Regions from separate parts of the Homo sapiens genome. Here region 1 is linked to region 2. The links are chromatin loops, found by intact Hi-C in ENCODE. Cell type or tissue: endothelial cell of umbilical vein. All regions are shown on one strand. Each heading gives the region's core, and the rest is flanking DNA. Links, peaks and the distances in the headings are about the cores only. Region 1 has its middle 85 kb from the start of STT3B. Region 2 overlaps GADL1 (glutamate decarboxylase like 1).

Evidence for each region. A loop is a pair of places that touch in the nucleus more often than their neighbours do. Peaks named below come from ENCODE experiments on the same cell type or tissue, not always from the same donor. Only the 100,000 strongest peaks of a DNase experiment are listed, where the experiment ranks them.
Region 1: a loop joins it to region 2, with 14 times the contacts of the local background. A loop is called at or near these places in 13 of 110 quality-filtered maps.

What each region holds. Positions count from the first base shown.
Region 1 is chr3:31,443,993-31,452,442 of GRCh38, reverse strand. No RefSeq gene overlaps it. Among named protein-coding and RNA genes, the nearest start is that of STT3B, 85 kb to the left of the region's middle. RefSeq lists a silencer at 3,596-3,774. In endothelial cell of umbilical vein, for the core only: a CTCF peak has its summit at 3,740 (motif pointing right); no DNase peak of the experiment used is centred there.
Region 2 is chr3:30,763,984-30,772,433 of GRCh38, reverse strand. All of the region lies in intron 14 of GADL1 (glutamate decarboxylase like 1), which reads left to right. Among named protein-coding and RNA genes, the nearest start is that of GADL1, 130 kb to the left of the region's middle. In endothelial cell of umbilical vein, for the core only: a CTCF peak has its summit at 3,533 (motif pointing left); a DNase peak (open chromatin) is centred at 3,533.

The DNA of each region.
Region 1 (8,450 bases), core at 219-8,218, 680 kb before region 2:
TGAGTTCCTCTCTTCCAATGTGGGTGTCTTTTATTTCTTTCTCTTGCCTAATTACTCTGGCCAGTACTATCGGTACTATGTTGAATAGGGTGGTGAAAGTGGGCATCCTTGTCTTGTTCCAGTTTTTATGGGAAAGGCTTTCAACTTTTCTTCATTCAGTATGATGTTGGCTGTGGGTTTGTTGTATATGGCCTTTGTTATTTTGAGGTACATTTCTTCTATGACTACTTTGTTGAGGGTTTTTATCATGAAGGGATACTGGATTTTGTGAAATGCTTTTCCTGCATCTATTGAGATGATCATATGGATTTTGTCCTTAATTCTGTTTATGTAATGTATCACATTTATTGATTTGTGTATGTTGAACCATCTTTGTATTCCCGGTATAAAACCCAGTTGAGTGTGGTATACTGTCTTTCTGATGTGTCATTGGATTTAATTTGCTAGTTTTTTTTAATTTTTGTGCCTATGTTCATCAGGGATATTGGTCTGTAGTTTTCTGTGTTCTGTTGTGTGCTTGTCTGGTTTTGGTATCAGGGTTATACTGGCCTTGTAGAATGAGTTAGAAAGAATTCCCACCTCCTCAGTTTTTTGGAACAGTTTCAGAAGGATTGAGATTAATTCTTCTTTGTATGTTTGATAGAATTTTACTATGAATATATCTGGTCCTGGGCTTTTCTTAGTTCAGAGATTTTTTTGTTATGGATTTAATGTTCTGTGCATTATTGGACTGTTCAGGTCTTCTATTGCTTCCTGGTTCAATCTTGGGAGGTCGCATGCTTCTAGGAATTTATTAATTTCCTCTAGGTTTTCTAGTTGGTGAATGTATGGTTGTTCATAATAGTCTCTGATGATCTTTTGTATTTCTGTGGTATCATTTATCATGCCTCCTTTCTCATTTCTGATTTTATTGGGTTTTCTCTCATTTTTTCCTGGTTAGCATATCAAGTAGTTTATTGATTTTGTTTATCTTTTCAAAAAACCAACTTTTTGTTTCACTGATCCCTTGTGTGTATATATGTATTTTTGGTCTCTATTTAGTTTAGTTCTGCTCTGATTTTTCTTTTTTTCCTTCTACCAAGGGTTTGGTTTGTTCTTGTTTTCCAGTTCCTTGAGATGCATCAATAGTTTCTTTATTTGGAGTCTTTCTATTTTTTTTTTTTTTTTTGGTGTAGGCATTTATTGCTACAAACTTCCCTTTTAGCACTCTTTTGCTGTATCCTGTAGGTTTTGGCATATTGGGTTTTGATTTTTGTTTGTTTCAAGAATTTTTTTATTTACTCCTTATTTCTTTCATTCAGTCATTCAGGAGCATGTTGTTTAATTTTCATGTATTTGTATCATTTCCAGAGTTCGCTTTGCTATTGATATCTAGCTTTATTTCATTGTGGTCTGATTTCAATTTTTTGAAATTTGTTGAGACTTGTTTTGTGTTCTAACATATGGTCTAACCTGGATAATGTTTCATGTGCTGATGAGAAAAATGTGTATTATGCAGCCACTGGATGAAATGTTCTGTAAATGATTTTTAGGTCCTTCTGGTCTAATGTGCAGTTTAAATTCAATATTTCTCTGTTAATTTTCTGTCTAGATGAACTGTCTCATGCTGAGAATGGGGTGTTGAAATTCCTATCTATTGTTGTATTGGAGCCTGTCTTTTCTTTTAAATCTAATAATATTTGCTTTATATATATGGGTGCTTCAGTTTTGGGTACATATGTTTAGAATTTTTATATCTTCTTACTGAATAGATCCTTTTATCAATATATAATGAGATTCTTTGTCTCTTTTTACTGTTTTTGATTTAAAGTCTGTTTTATCTGATATAACTACTCTGCCTAATTTTGGTTTCTGTTTGCATGTAGCTTCTTTTTCCATGCCTTTACTTTCAGTCTGTACATGTTTTTACAGATGAGATGAGTTTCTTGTAGGCAGCCTATACTTGAGTCATTTTAAAAAATCCATTGAGCAAGTCTATATTTTTTTTTAAGTGGAAAGTTTAATTTGTTTACATTCAGGGCTATTACTGATATATCAGGGCTTATTCCTGTTATTTTGTTACTTGATTTCTGGTAATTATATATATTATTTTTTCCCTTTATTTCTCTGTTATTGTTTACTATTGTAGTTTGTTGGTATTCTACAGTGGTAACATTTGCTAATTTCCTCTTCCTTGTTTGCTTGCTCTATCAATGCCTTTTATATTTTTGAGTGTTTTCATGATGGTAGCTATTAATCTTTTGCTTCTGAGTATAGAACTTTCTTAAGCATTTATTGGAGGGCTGCTCTAGAGGTGATGAACTTCCTCAGCTTTTGCTTGTCTGGGAAAGACTATTTTTCCTTTATTTATGAAAGATAAATTTTCTGGACATAGTATCCTTGGCTAACAGTGTTTTTCTTTTAGTGCTTTGAATATATCATCCCATTTTCTCCTGGTCTGTAAAGTTTCTGCTGAGAAATTAGCTTTTAGTCAGATAGAGGGTTTCCTTTATAGATGATAAAATGTTTTTCTCTTGCTGACTTTAGAATTTGTACTGTCACTTTGACTTTAGACAGCCTGAATTGCAATAGGCCATGGTGAAGTACTTTTTGCATTGTATTTTCTGGGGATCATTGAGACTCCTATATCTGGATATTTAAATCTCTTCCTAGAATTGTGAAGTTTTCATTTATTACTTTGTTAAGTAGGTTTTCTAAGCCTTTCAATTTCTCTTTACCCTCAGGGATACTAACAATTAATACATTCAGTTGCTTTTTGTAGTCCCAAGTATCTCAAAGGCTTTGTTCATTTTTTAAAAAATCTTTTTTCTTTATTTTTTGCCTGACTAGATTATTTCAAAATATTTGTCTTCATGTTCTGAAATTCTCTATTCTGCTTGGCCTAGTCTATTTTTGAAACTTTCGATTGTATTTTGTTCTTGCTTTGATGACTTTTTCAGTTCCAGAATGTCTGTTTTTTTCAAAAAGATATTTATCTCTTTGATAAATTTTTCACTTATTTCCTGAATTGAGTTTTGAGCTCTTTGTATTGCTTTTCATATTTCTCTTGCATCATTGAACTTTTAAAAATAAATATTTTGAATTCTTTATCTGGCATTTTGAGGATTGCTTTTTGGTTAGGATCTATTGCTGGAGAATTATTGTGTTCCTTTGAGGATGTCATATTGCTTTTTCATGTTTCTTATGTCTTTACAGCATTTGCTTCTCTTTATTTTTGAATTTTCCTTCACTGGGGGGGCTTTTTCCTGAATATGTGACTATGATGTTGGTTGGGTTTGCTTTTGGGTGCATGGAGTAGGGAAGACTACTATAATTTCATTGGCTATAAATAGCATCAGTGGTATCTGTGGTTTCCTTGGTGTGTTAGGGTGCGGTTATTGGTGGAGGCTGTGGTGAACTTGTGCTAGGGTCTGGAATGCCAGATTGGTCTGTCTTTAGCTTTCAGTGGGGCTAAGCATGTCTATCCTTGTGTTCTGTGGCAGTGTATTCTGATACTTGTGTTGGTGGTTCCAAGCAGGCTGATTTTTGGGCTCTGGGTGCCTTTCTCAATGCTGGTTGTGGTAGTGGTGGACTGGTTGGGTGAGTAGGCTCTTGGGTTCCTGGGCAGCCACATGATGTGGGCAATGGTGGTAGCAGTAGTGGTGAGATGCTCTTCTGATTCCCAAGTGCTGTGCTTTTGTGTTGGCAGTTGCAATGGGCCATGCAGGCTGGCTTCTGGGCCATGCAGGCTGGCTTCCAGGCCACTAGGTGGTGCTTGCAGGTAGAAGCAAGCACCTGCAGATACTTGAGGTGGTAGTGATATGTTGTTTGTGTCCAGCCTCTGTCCCCCAGGATAAATGCTTAGGTGCCCCAGGTGGTGGATTGGGTTATGGAACCCCCAGGACCATGGATCCTGCACTCTGTCTCAGAGGGTGGGGTGAAGCCAAGCAGAGCCAGACCAGGCAAACTTGTGCACAGGTCCCCCAATGATGAGTGCATGGACTAGCTGTGATGAGGAGTTGGGGGTGAGGTGGGTTGATCCTTGGGCCCTGGAGAAATGCTTGGGTGAGGGGCAACCACCACTACAGTGAGGTCTTACCATGTGGTGGGGGTGGCCAGTCCCAGCAGTCTCAGCAGCCACAGCCTTGGCCAGCAGCTGGGGGACTTATGTCCTTTTCATGCCCCAGTGCTTGTGGGGCTCCCTCCCCCATCCTGGCTGTTGCAGCTGGGGGATCCCTCCCCCATCCTGGCTGTTCAGTCAGACCTGGTAGTTCATGCCTAGCCTGGAACTCAGCGCTGGGCCATGGGGGCCCTCTTCCCAGCTCATGTCCAAGTTTCTGCAGCAACTCTTGTCTTACTCAGGACAAGTGGAGGAGTTGTCCACATGTAGCACCAGCAGCTGCAGCCCACAGCACACTTGCTTCTCAGTCCCGTTTGCAAAAGCCTCCCCCACACCCCTACCTAGGCCCCATGCCCCACTCTGGAAGCAGCAGCCTGAGTTTCCCCAATGCCCGGGACTGGTGCCACTGGTTTCCAGGACTGAGCATAGTCTGTTAAAAGCAAGGATCAAGAATGGTGTTTTATTGTAGCTCCTCAGGTCCCAGAAAGAGTGTGAGACCCAAAGTGTGTTCCCTCCTTGGGGTTCCTTCCTACAGTCTCCTGGCTGCTCCCAAGTCAGAATCAGGGCTTAGAAGACTCAAAGTGTTTCTCCTATGGCTTGGATAGTACAGTTCCCAAGTGAGAAGGTAAATTGTAGGAAGACACTCACTCACCTTCCCCTGTACTGAGGGATTCACTACCAGTTCCGGGCCAATCCTAGCCACAGAAGCTGCACATTTTCCTTCTCCTTCCTAGATTTTAGTGTTTCCTATCATTTTTTTTTTCTGTCAGACTCCCACATTCCACCTTGGATAATGTGTTTAAAATGTGAATGTTGGCGGGGCACAGTGGCTCCTGCCTGTAATCCCAGCACTTTGGGAGGCAGAGATGGGCAGATCACAAAGTCAGGAGATCGAGACCATCCTGGCCAACATGGTGAAACCCCGTCTCTACTAAAAATACAAAAATTAACTGGGCGTGGTGGCAGGCGCCTGTAATCCCAGCTACTCAGGAGGCTGAGGAAGGAGAATCGCTTGAGCCCGGGAAGCGGAGGTTGCAGTAAGCTGAGATCGTGCCACTGCACTCCAGCCTGGCGACAGAGGGAGACTCCAGCTCAAAAAAAAAAAAGACTGTCTACATATTTTTTGGTAATTCTAAGTGGATGAGGCATGCTTACAATGCCTCTAGTCAGCCATCTTAAAAAACAAAACAAAACAAAACAAAAAAACACCTATACTGTTAAGATAGTCTCTTAGAGCTTATCCTAAATGTGGGCAATATTCTCAAAATTGCAATAGGTGAGAGAAGGCATATGTAGTGACCTGCATATAGCACTCCAAGCTTTGGTTATTGCTGTTTGCTCCTGATAGGGTCCAAAAGGGGCTACATTAGACAGGAAATTCAATTTTTTCTTTTTGCCTTTCACATATCTGCATTTTAATTTGAAATTTATTCCATGCTTTCTTTAGCTGGGTGAGTGTGGATTGCCATATTTCATCAAAACTAAGACACTGTCAGTTTTAAGGTCTTATTTTATTTACCATTATTTTATTTACCATTATGAAAGGAAAAAACCTGCCAATTAAACGATGACAATTATAAGACATATCACCATTTCAGAGATGTTACTATGTTATAATTCCTGGCAAGAAGGGGAGGTACAGTGTTGAAATGCAACATTTTAAGATTGCTGCCTCCCATGAAAGAGGAGGCTGTTATTTCTGGGATGAGATCAAGTTTCCCTTGAACTGTTTTTGCAGGTTATCTTCTCTACACTTGGCGTTCATGCATGGAAGAGCAAAACCTGGTTCTGTGTTAGCACATATTTTGTGTTACATTGATCTCTATCTTGCTAATTACAAAACAAAGTTTTATAGAATAAAAACCAGTGATTATAGAAACCAAATTGAGAATCAGGACTAAGGATAAAGTTTAACAAGAAAATGTAATTACAGGAAGTTAGAACACTCTCTCCTCTGTATCATTTAAAGATTAAGAGACTCAGCAAGAAGAAAAGGGAAAATTTTGTCCTATTGATTGTGGAATTAGCCAGGAAAAGTGTCTGTGAGTCCTTTATACTCTGAAATATTATTCTACACTATGGAACTTTAATAATCAGATTACACTCTTGAAGTTTAATAAATGGCACTGAAAGTTGTTTTTTCCAACTCAGGTGCGAATATAACCAAGATTGTTCTTTGTCCCTAGTAAAGAGAAGGCTAGATATTACTATTTCTATAAAACTGTAGTAGGATTTAGAAATAACATTTAATATGCTGTAGGCCATAAGGCAAAGGGTACACAATGACTGGAATTAATTTTTCTAAACTGAACTAGTAGAGTATATGTATGTGACTTTTATTCAGACAAGACATGTAAAAGAAGCCTCTCCGCTCCTAAACCTAGAGCAACTGGATTTGAAAACCAGATTTGCAACCCATGTTATTTGATGGCAGCTATAAGATTTTGGCCCCAGGGCAAGAGGTGATTTGGTTAAGGGTTATTTATTTTTTGCCTTCACAGGATACCTTGTGGTATTTTCATCCTCTTTTTCCCACACACAGTCTTCATGGCTTGAACTACTTACAACAGTGGGTTTTTTTTGTTTTTTGTTTTTTGTTTTGAGATGGAGTCTTGCTCTGTTGCCAGGCTGGAGTGCAATTGTGCGATCTCGGCTCACTGAAACCTCTGCCTCCTGGGTTCAAGTGATTCTCCTGCCTCAGCCTCCTGAGTAGCTGGGACTACAGGTGTGTGCTGCCACGCCCAACTAATTTTGGTATTTTTAGTATAGACGGGGTTTCACCATGTTGGCCAGGATGGTCTCAATCTCTTGACCTCGTGATCCACACACCTGGGCCTCCCAAAGTGCGGGATTACTGGTGTGAGCCACTGCACCTGGCCAGAACAGTGGTTCCTAACCTGGACTCCACATTAGAATTAGCAGGGGAACTTTAAAAAAATACTGAAAATATCCATGCATACATCTTATTCCAGCCCAGTGAATTCAGAATCCCTGGAGTAGGTCCCAAACATAAAGGTTTTTTTTTTTTTTTTTCTTGAGCTCCGAAGTGTTTGTAGTGAGTATCCCAAATTGGGGATCCCCTGATTTAGAGTTATAATGCTTGCTCCTGGGGTTTTGCAGATGTCAGCATGGAGACTTGGATTTAGTCCACATTAGTAACAAACCTTCCTAGAACAGGAGGCTGAAATCTTTGGATTGAAATAAGCTTTATCTTAGGGTCAGGTTTCCCAGAGGCAAGACTCTGAGATGAGAGTTTATGTGTAGGTGATTTCATTTAGAAAGTGCTCCCAGGAGAAAGCTGTAAAAGAGCAAGGAGGACAGGGAGCGGAGTGTAGTAACTGGTTTTTAAAGGTGGCTGCCTCCCATTCGTTTCCTCCATGTTTGCACAAACCACTCCACCCACCAGGGAGGGGTCTATTTCCCCTCCCATCAGAGTTGGCCTTATAACTTGCTTCGACAAACAGACATGGTAGAAATGATTCTGGCCTAATTCCAGGCCTGTCTTTTAAGATGCCTAGCAGTGTCTGCTTGTCCCCAGCAGTAACCAGTTGCCATGTAAGTAACCCGACCACCTGAGACCACCAAGCTGTGAAGTTTGAGCTAGCACCATGGGGAGGTGACATGGAATAGAAAACTGAGGAATCCAGCTGGCAGTGAAAACCAAAGCCCCAGATATATGACACCAGTCCAGCCAGTCCAGCCAGTCCATCCAGCCCCTACAGTTGTTTCAGCCATCCCAACTGAGGTCCCAAACATCATAGACAGAGACAAACAATCCCTGCCATGCCTTGTTTGAATTCCCAACCAAAAGAATCATGAGCAAATACAATAATTGCAGTTTTAAGCTTTGGAATAGTTTGTTATGAAGCAATAGAAAATTGAAATTTGGGGTAGTTTCACAGTGATAGAAGACTAATGTTTGGGTGGCTTATTGTGCAACACTAGATACCGGAAATAGGAAGAAACCCCCCTGCAGGGATAAAATTTCAAGCAAAATCCTGTGAAGGTTATCTCCAGCCTGATCCCATTGGGAAAATCTGAATTATGTCTCAGGATTATCCTGATATTAGGCTTTCATATTCCTAGTTATTGGATGAGGCCTACTATGTGGTCAGAAACAGCGGCATAAACTCCCAGGTTTTTCTCGCTTTCTGAGGAGCACCGGCAGAATTAACCATCCCTCAAAGGACACCTGGCCTGTGGCAAGTGCCACATCATCATATCAGAGCATGTGGTAGTAACTGTCTTCTGATATTATTTCTCAATGTTTTGCAGAATATGCAACCCAAGCAAGAAAAAAAAAAACCAGAAAAGTGAAAAAAAAAAAAAAGAAATACAAGTATCTTAGGCA
Region 2 (8,450 bases), core at 212-8,211:
TCCACTAGTTTGTTTTGCCCCATCATTACTCAGTATTCTGATGTAGAATATTTCTTATTTTGTCAATATTTCATAAATAAGTACACTATGCCAACACAATTTACGTTCTTAAAAGTAATTAACAAGCTGTCTTTTCGTATTCATGTATGGTTATTTCAATTTTTTCCATTTGCTGACCTGCAGATTTGTGACTAATGTTAGTCATTTATAACAGGCTCCTTTCTCCTTAATAGTAGAGGAGAAATAAATCTTAAAATCTACTTGACGGGTTTGTTTTATTGTTTGGTGATAAAACTTGATGATATTCCAGATATCTTTAGAAAGAGTTTAGTATTCTCCCTGGCAGGTTTCTGATTAACGGCACTTGAAGATGAGACTGCATAATCTGAGTAGGGTGATGTGCTTCCGTGGAAACCTCACAGTGAAGACATCTACACAGGCTGCTGCTTTGGATTTTAGGGAGGGCTTCAGTATCTCTTTCCTTGCCCCATTTATTTCCTGAATGTCTTTTTGCATGTCTAATATCTGGACTTAGGAGCGGCTAGAAATAACAGCAATCCTGTGTATAACGTCTCCTGATCTCTTAGGGACTTGTAGATATGCATACACACATGCACACATGTTCACAAATTAATTGAAAGCTGTGTATTTTTCAGAACTCTGATTTTGTCATTGTCTTTGACATTAGTATATTCAGTCACTCATTTTTGGACTGTGAACTAAAAGCACCTGTGTCTTTAAAGGTGCAGCACTTTAAAAAATGTTCAAAGATGAGGTTCTTTTTTAAACCTTATGCTACAGAATTTATAGTATATCCTTCAAAAATCCTGTTTCCTAGTAGTTATCACTCGCTTTCAAGCTGTACTTTAAAATTTATGTTTAAAGAGTCTAATATCAAAGTGCCTTTTAAAGAAAATAGCTCTAAATGTGACTTAAGAGGCTCCCCTTACTTGGATAGTGGCTGGCATTGTAGATTTCAAGAATGCTTAACTAATGAATGTCCTGAATTTTGTAGATACCGTATGCTCTTTCCCCAAACCATTAAAACCTAAGATAAAATGTTGTTTTAAGTATTCTGTCAGGTAGAGATATTATGTACAATTTGTCATGCATTCTAATGGTTATCAGTTTTGTTCTTATGCCATTCTGCAACTAAGGGTCAAGAAGCCACTTAGGTACTTCTGATAATTATGGCCAGCTTCAGCAATCAGCTGAAGAAGCTGGAGTGTTCCTTCAGCTGAAGGGCAGGGAATACTCAGTGCTTTTCTCGCTTTTATGCTCAATCTCTTTTCTAGTTAATTATTGTCTTTCTAAATATACTCCACTGGATTTATACAATTCCAACCAACAAAAAGTTCCAATAAAATTCTTGTTGTATGCGCATGTTTAACGGGAAGTTCATGATGAGTTTTCCTTTGTATTTAATAGCATCTTTCAACGCATAAAATTTGTTATTACTTTGCTTATTTGCTGATTAATATATTGTTTTGTGGTCTAAACATTTTCATAGATGTGTTTTGTGGATAGTAACTTGAACTCTCCAGAAAAGCCAGATAAGTACAGATGTCCTCATTATAAATTTTTTTTTCTTTCCTTGAGCTTAACAGCCTCTCTTCTCTTGTTTCTGTTGGATTGTTCTAATTTATTGTGGCATAAGTTCTGAGTTTAGCCTATCTCTTGAAAATTAAAATAAAGAATGAAGCTGGCATTTCTGCAGGCTGAGGCTGAGCTCACGGGCCTGAGGTCAGGATGAGACCAGTTCTCTGAGCTCATGGGCCTGAGGTTAGGATGAGACCAGTTCTCAGGAATTTTTGTGGGAGTGGCCACCCACAGCTAACAGTAAACACTTGTTCACTTGTGACCTACTGATCCACTGGGCACCCTCGATGACAGTCATGGGAGATGAGGCCAAGGAACACAGCTAAATCTGCATTTCATGAACATCTATTGTTCTGCACACATACATGAGGCATGAGTATACTATTCTCTGTACGGAGTGCCACTGGCTTTCTGTGTAACATTTGCACATGAGCCAAGTTTATCATTTAAGTCTGTTTCTTTAGCGTCTGTTCGTGTAAGGTCTACGTGAAATAATTCTGAATTCCCAAGTATATCAGAGTGAACATCGAGGAAAGGCAGAAGCTTAATTAATGCTTATAGGCCACTTACCACTGTGTCTCTGATTTTATTTGGTTTACTCAGTCGAGTTGCAAACCCAAGTACGTATAGAAGCTAGACAAGTAGCATAAATGAGAGGAGCCTGAGCATAACATAGTAGGGAGTGATGGGGACTGTGATACACTGAAGTATATTGGTCCCAGCTAAAGGGAACAACCTCTACTCAGCTCCTAATCATGACTGCCATGCAGGAATGCAGGCCAGGGTTGCCGGGTCTTATTTTTAAGAGAAGCTAGATAATACACAGATGATTACGTGAACCCTTTGTTTTTAATGTTTTCAATATTGGTAAGTGATTTAGAAATGTGTAATATCTTACCTAAATTCGTCAGTCCTTGATTACCTGTGTGTCACTGGAAGCTCCTTGAGATGAGAGTTTGTCCCTTCATCTTTGCTCCTCCATGGCAGCAGTTCTGGGATTGGCCCACTATCGACTGAGGGATGCTTGAGCTCTCTCATCTACTAGAAGATAACGGTCTCATACTGTCAGATCTGTCAAGTAGTGGGTGTTTTAAGGACGGTGACCTTGTGGCAAATGTGGCAACACAGTTTAGACATATGGGTGTGGGTGCATTTTGATCTTGTGTTTTCTCCTTTCCGGATTCCAAGAACTAGATGGGGCCTCTGGGCTTCAATGCCTCTCCTGAAGTTTGTGTGTTCTGAAGATGTCTATCTTCCTAGATGTTCTTTGTAGCCTAAGCTGGCCCATGATTAGACCATAGAGGAGACAAAGAGGCAGGCACAGGGGGGAAGCAGGAGGAATTTCCCTCAAGCCAGAAGAGGGTACAGGAGACAATTTCTACAGATAGGAATCATCCTCAGCTTCCCTCTTTGCGTAACCTAAGGAGGTATCTGGGTGTGTGTGTGTGCGTGTGTGCATACGTTCCAGACATTGGAACTTCTGCCCCTATCCTAACAGATAAGGATACAGCACTGTCACCATGTACCAAGACATCATGTTGGTTCAGGTCATAAGTATTTCACTAGTCGCTGGATGGACCGATGACCTAAATACGAGCACTGAATAAGATCCTCATCTCTACAGAATGCTTTGGGGCTGTGGGAGCTGTAATAATGACTGAGTGACTTTCAGCCTTGCCTAGGATGGTGGCTTGCAGTTGAATTTAATTTTATTTAGAGAAAATAAAGTACAGTACTGTGACATTTCTTGCACACTTGAGTTCATGGAGCAAAATCCATACCCACAACACAACCATTAAGGAAAATGCTCTGGACTTGATGCAGTTTGTTGTTGCAAAAACAAAGAATAGACCCCTGGGCTGAAAGGAAAAGACTTTTTCCATGGTCTCTTTGAAGTGCTTTTGCCAGTGCCCAGCCTGCCCCCTGGTGGCACTTTTGCTCATGTTTTCGTTCACAGCTGGAAAATGACACACTAAATGCGGAGTGAACAAATGCTGTGAAAATGTTATAGAGTTACAGCATCACAGGTGTCAGGGTATCCGGTTCTGCCAGACCAAGAAAGACTCACCTAAGTCAAATTCTCAGAGATCAAATTGTTCCTTCTCTTCACTTCAAATGTTTCTTTCTTCATCTTTATCTCAGAGGAAGTCACATCCCTTCTCCAAAGCAAACTTTTCCACATTTGCCTTTGAGGCTTCTTTGTGCCTCAGAGGTCTTTGCACCTCCAGTCTCGCCACTCTTCCTTCTCCGCCTCTCCTCCCCCTCCCCACCCCTTCTCTCTCCCCCTCTTCTCCTTCTCAAAATTTCATTCTTATTTCCTCTAATATCTTGTTCCCCCTCAATTGATAAATATGTCCAAGGCTTCAATGAAATAAATGACAATTTTTCCTTAATGTTTTCCCCTCAAGCTACTTCACTGTCTCTTTCCTCATCCCTTTGGACCAAACTCCTGAAAATAAAAATCTTCAAATGGCTTGCCCTCTATAACAAGTAGTCCCTTCTCATAATTTATAAAACCATTCTCAATTTGGGGCATTTAGGTTTCCAGGGTTTTGCTATTGTAAACAATAACAGATGAACATCTTTTGCTCACATCTGCTTTTGCTATTATTTCCAGACGATAAAGTGCTCAAAATGTAATTGCTGCCTGAAAAAACTCATGCAGCTTTGAGCCTGATTAGCTTTGTATTACTAATTTTTAAGAAGTCTGTATACATTTGCAATGCCAGCAGTAAGGAATGAGTACACAAGCTTCAATCTAACTAACATTGGGTGTTATAAGGATAAGGGGGGGGGGGGTATGGGGAGTTATTTAGAAGGTAAAAAATCCTATCTCAAGTTTATTTTGCACATATTTATTAATTGTTGGTAGGCTGAACAATTTCTCTTTACTGATTGTCAGTGTATTCATTTTTTTCATATTTTAAGTATTTATATTTTGAGATCTGATGTTTTTCCTTATAAATTTGAATAAGGGTAACATGGTTTGGGTTTTAAAGCTGTCTTTGTAGCATGGAATGCAAATATGGCCTTCAGTAATAATATCCTTTGTATTTAGTCTTCTGTACGATGAAAAAACAGCAAGTTTTAAATTTTTTATGTATTCAAATCTGTCAATCTTTTCCTTCATAATTTATTCCACTGCTTCAAAGCTGAAGTTACTGTTTTCTTATAAACCTGATATTCTATTCCATCTCCTGCTGGCTTTACTGTCATTCAATTTTTTGTATTTAAATCCTTAATCCATGTAGAAGTTATTTTAGTGTATCATGCAAAGTATGAATCTAACCTGATCATTTCCTCAAAGTATTATCAAGTTTTTCTAATTAATTCCTCCTAACACTTTATTATGGGGTCTTATGTTACAATTTTAAAAACTATTTCAGTTTTCCAATCTGTTCTATTGATCTGCGTTTCTGTTTTTGTGCCAAGAACCAAAGGATTTAAATGGCTTTCCTTTACGATAGGTTCTCAAATCTGCTAATACTCTATCCTCCTGGATCTTTTGTAAAATAGCATTCTTTAATATTTTTCATTTTTATATGTTTTAGAACTCTTTAAGTTAAAAAGGGCATCTTTTAAATATTCTTATTGAAGATTAAATCACTGATTCTGAAGTAAATAATGCCTCTGCCACTCACTGGCTGCATGACCATGAACAAGTTACTGAAACTTGCTTTCCTTTTCATTTTTTCCATCAATAACAGGAGGATATTTAAAAACTACCTGCACCTCACAGAACTTTGATGGGGATTACAGTATTTAAGCATTATACCAAAGTGCTTAGAATAGTGCCTGGCACAGAGTAAATGCTTGATAAACATTAGCTTTCATTATTATTCATCCTGTTACCTCATATTTGAAGGACTATATGAGCCCCAGATATCTTCTCCATGCCTTTTTGTTTGCTTAACAAAATACCTTAACACTATCACAATAATAGACTTCCTAAAGTCCAACTCTCAATATGTCACTCATGTTTCCCCCCTTGTCCCATAGGAAAGTCTATGATCATTCAGGGACTACAGTGATCTGATTTACTCAACCTTCTTACCTTGTCCTCTGCTAATCCTATTTATGTCCCCTGCAGTCTAGCTGACTGAGCCACCTGCTCTCTCCTGTCTTTACTTGGAAAGCCAGCCTATCACTGTCATCAAAAACACACTGGCTTGGCAGTCAGAAAAACCTGGATGAAAGTTCTGGCTTCATCTTTGTGGTGTGCCTTTTGGTACAGTACATTACCACTCCATACCTGTTTCCTCATTAAGAGAAAAAAAATCACAGTAATGATATGTTATGGATTTTCAGGGACTAAATAGGATAGTACATGTAAACCACTTCACATAGTGCTAAGTGGGACAGGCTACATAATTTGCAGAGCCTGATGTGAAGTAAATGTGGGGTTCCTTTTCCAGAAACTACTAAAAATTTCAAGATGGCCACAGTAGAGCATTACCAAGCATGGGGCCCCTTGTCAGCTCAGGAGCTTGTGTGACTGTGCTGGTTGCACATCTTCAAGACATCCCTGATGCTCAGGGTTAATGAGAGTGAATTTAGCATTCCTACCTCCTAGTATTTTCTCTCTGCTTTCATCCCTGATGCCTTGTGCCTATATTCTACCACCTCTTCATTCTTGGTGCCCCATGTTCAATTTCCTCCTGGAGGCCTCAGATATATACTTGTTTCTTCCTCTGAATGGGGAATGATGCAGTCTTTTGTAAGCCATTTATAACTTTTAACCAATATCATTTAACCAATACAGTCAATTTTTATGTCTGACTCCAATTTAAAATTAGAAGGTCAGCCTCTCAGCTTTCCCAAGACTTATTTCCTGGCACCTGAGCATGAGTACCCCTTTTCATATACTCTTATGACACATTTTCTTCCCGTCTTGCCAGTTACGATAATAAAGCAATATTTGGGAGGGGAGTTGGGAAAGATTATGTCAAGCTAGAGGCGAGAGAAACAGACAAATTATGCAATGCATAGGAGAAAATGGCTGATGAATTTTAAGCATAGGGATGATGCATTACAATTCCCCTATGATACAGTAGATTGCAGGGGAGATGAAGGTGGGGACAATGTGTCACATTAGGGTCATATTTGAGTTTCAACCCTTCCAAGCCTGGCTAGTACAAAAACTCATGCAAAATAAAAATGTGGGGCTCCTTGTTTCAAAATTACCCAGAGTTTTAAGATGCTGACAGCTGAGCATTAAACCAAGCATGCCCTTCTGAGGGCAGGGCCTTGTTCAGCTGCACAGGTTGCACACCCATGAAGCAAGCCCTGGTACTGAATGTTTAATAATGGGGTTGATTGTCCTTGTATGTTTTCACAATGTTATCACATAGTAGATGCATAGAAAATAATTTATTGATTCATTCAGCAAAATAAGGCATGAACTTCATTTGGGCAACTTATATGCTTATTGTGGCTTCCTGAAGACATCATGGTTTGTTCTTTGTCCATTATCCCACCTGTAGTTTTACAGAATATGACTACTCATCCTGAAAGTGTGAGTTGGTCTGCAGTAAAAACCTAGGATCATATTTTTATCTGGCTTTTGATGTGCAGGAAGAGCCGAGAGCCACCACTTCTTATGAGTGGTGATCCATGTGGGGAATTCGGGATAAGGACAGCTTAAGGAAGACATGTTAGGGGAGATGAACATTTTGATGGCTCTTCTAATGTTGCCTTTGAGGGAACTACCTCTGTCTTGCGTAAATCTAGCAGTTAGTGTTGTAAGTTGCTATTTAGTTTTGGTTCTGCTGGTCAAATCATCAGTTCGGAAGGAAAAAGTCAATTTGCAGTTGTGACTACAGATGGCTAAACCTGCATTGTCAGACTTTTCCTGCAATCTGTCCTTGGATTATGCTGTTTCTTATGAAAATGTCCCCCCTCTTTGCAGGATGTTCTAGAAATGGTAGTGCCTCACTGTTTTAGGGGTAGGTAGGGATAATTCAAATGTTGGCAGTGCCACAGCAGAGCTTGCTTTAGTCAACTGTAATATCACTTGCCTAATTCCGAATGGAGATTGTCAGTACAACCTGGGGTGAGCCGACACTGAAGTATACCGAGGTGGACTAGAATACTGTGGCAGTTTAGTTTGGTACTAATCATGTCTATCATGTGAGTTAACAATTCTTAAGTGTAAGATGATCAGAGAATTCACATGGGAACTTGCCTACTCAAACAATATATTTATTGAGCATCTATTGTGTTCCACTGTTCTTGGTGCTTGGGACATGCTTCTCGAGTGATTTCCTCTAATAAAATGCTCAGCAAGGGGCTTAGAAAAATAACAAGGGACCAAGTAGTACGAAAGAGTTGGAAAGAAAATGTAACTACACTTGGCTCTACTTCCATTTTTACAGGAAAAAAAGCTCAGTTTGATTCAGTTTATAATGCACTGGAGTCTTGTAGTTTCGCTTTTCTTATGAGTTACATAACTCAAGAGAATTATGTTTTAAGTGTAATCTAACAAATTTTGCATGGTTTCTCTTAGAGTCTACACACCAGAATCTATCAGATCATGTCTTAGAAATTAGTTTCTACTGTGTATCTTCTTACAAATTTGAGTAGGGAAAATGACTCGGATCTAAAAATCTCTTAAGAGAATTTTTCTTCATGTCCTCAGTTACTTAAGAACTAAGTTTTGAAAAACTTTAAGTATAAAATCACTTCAGTAAAGCGTTAATATATTTAATAAACATAAGTATATATAATGTACATTTGCATTTTTATGAATGTTAAAACTTTCTATGCTATTCTGACCAAATTACGGAGTATTTTAAATCCTGTATCCTCATTTAGAGATTTGAGGTTTGTTTAGTAGAAATATTTTATGTATT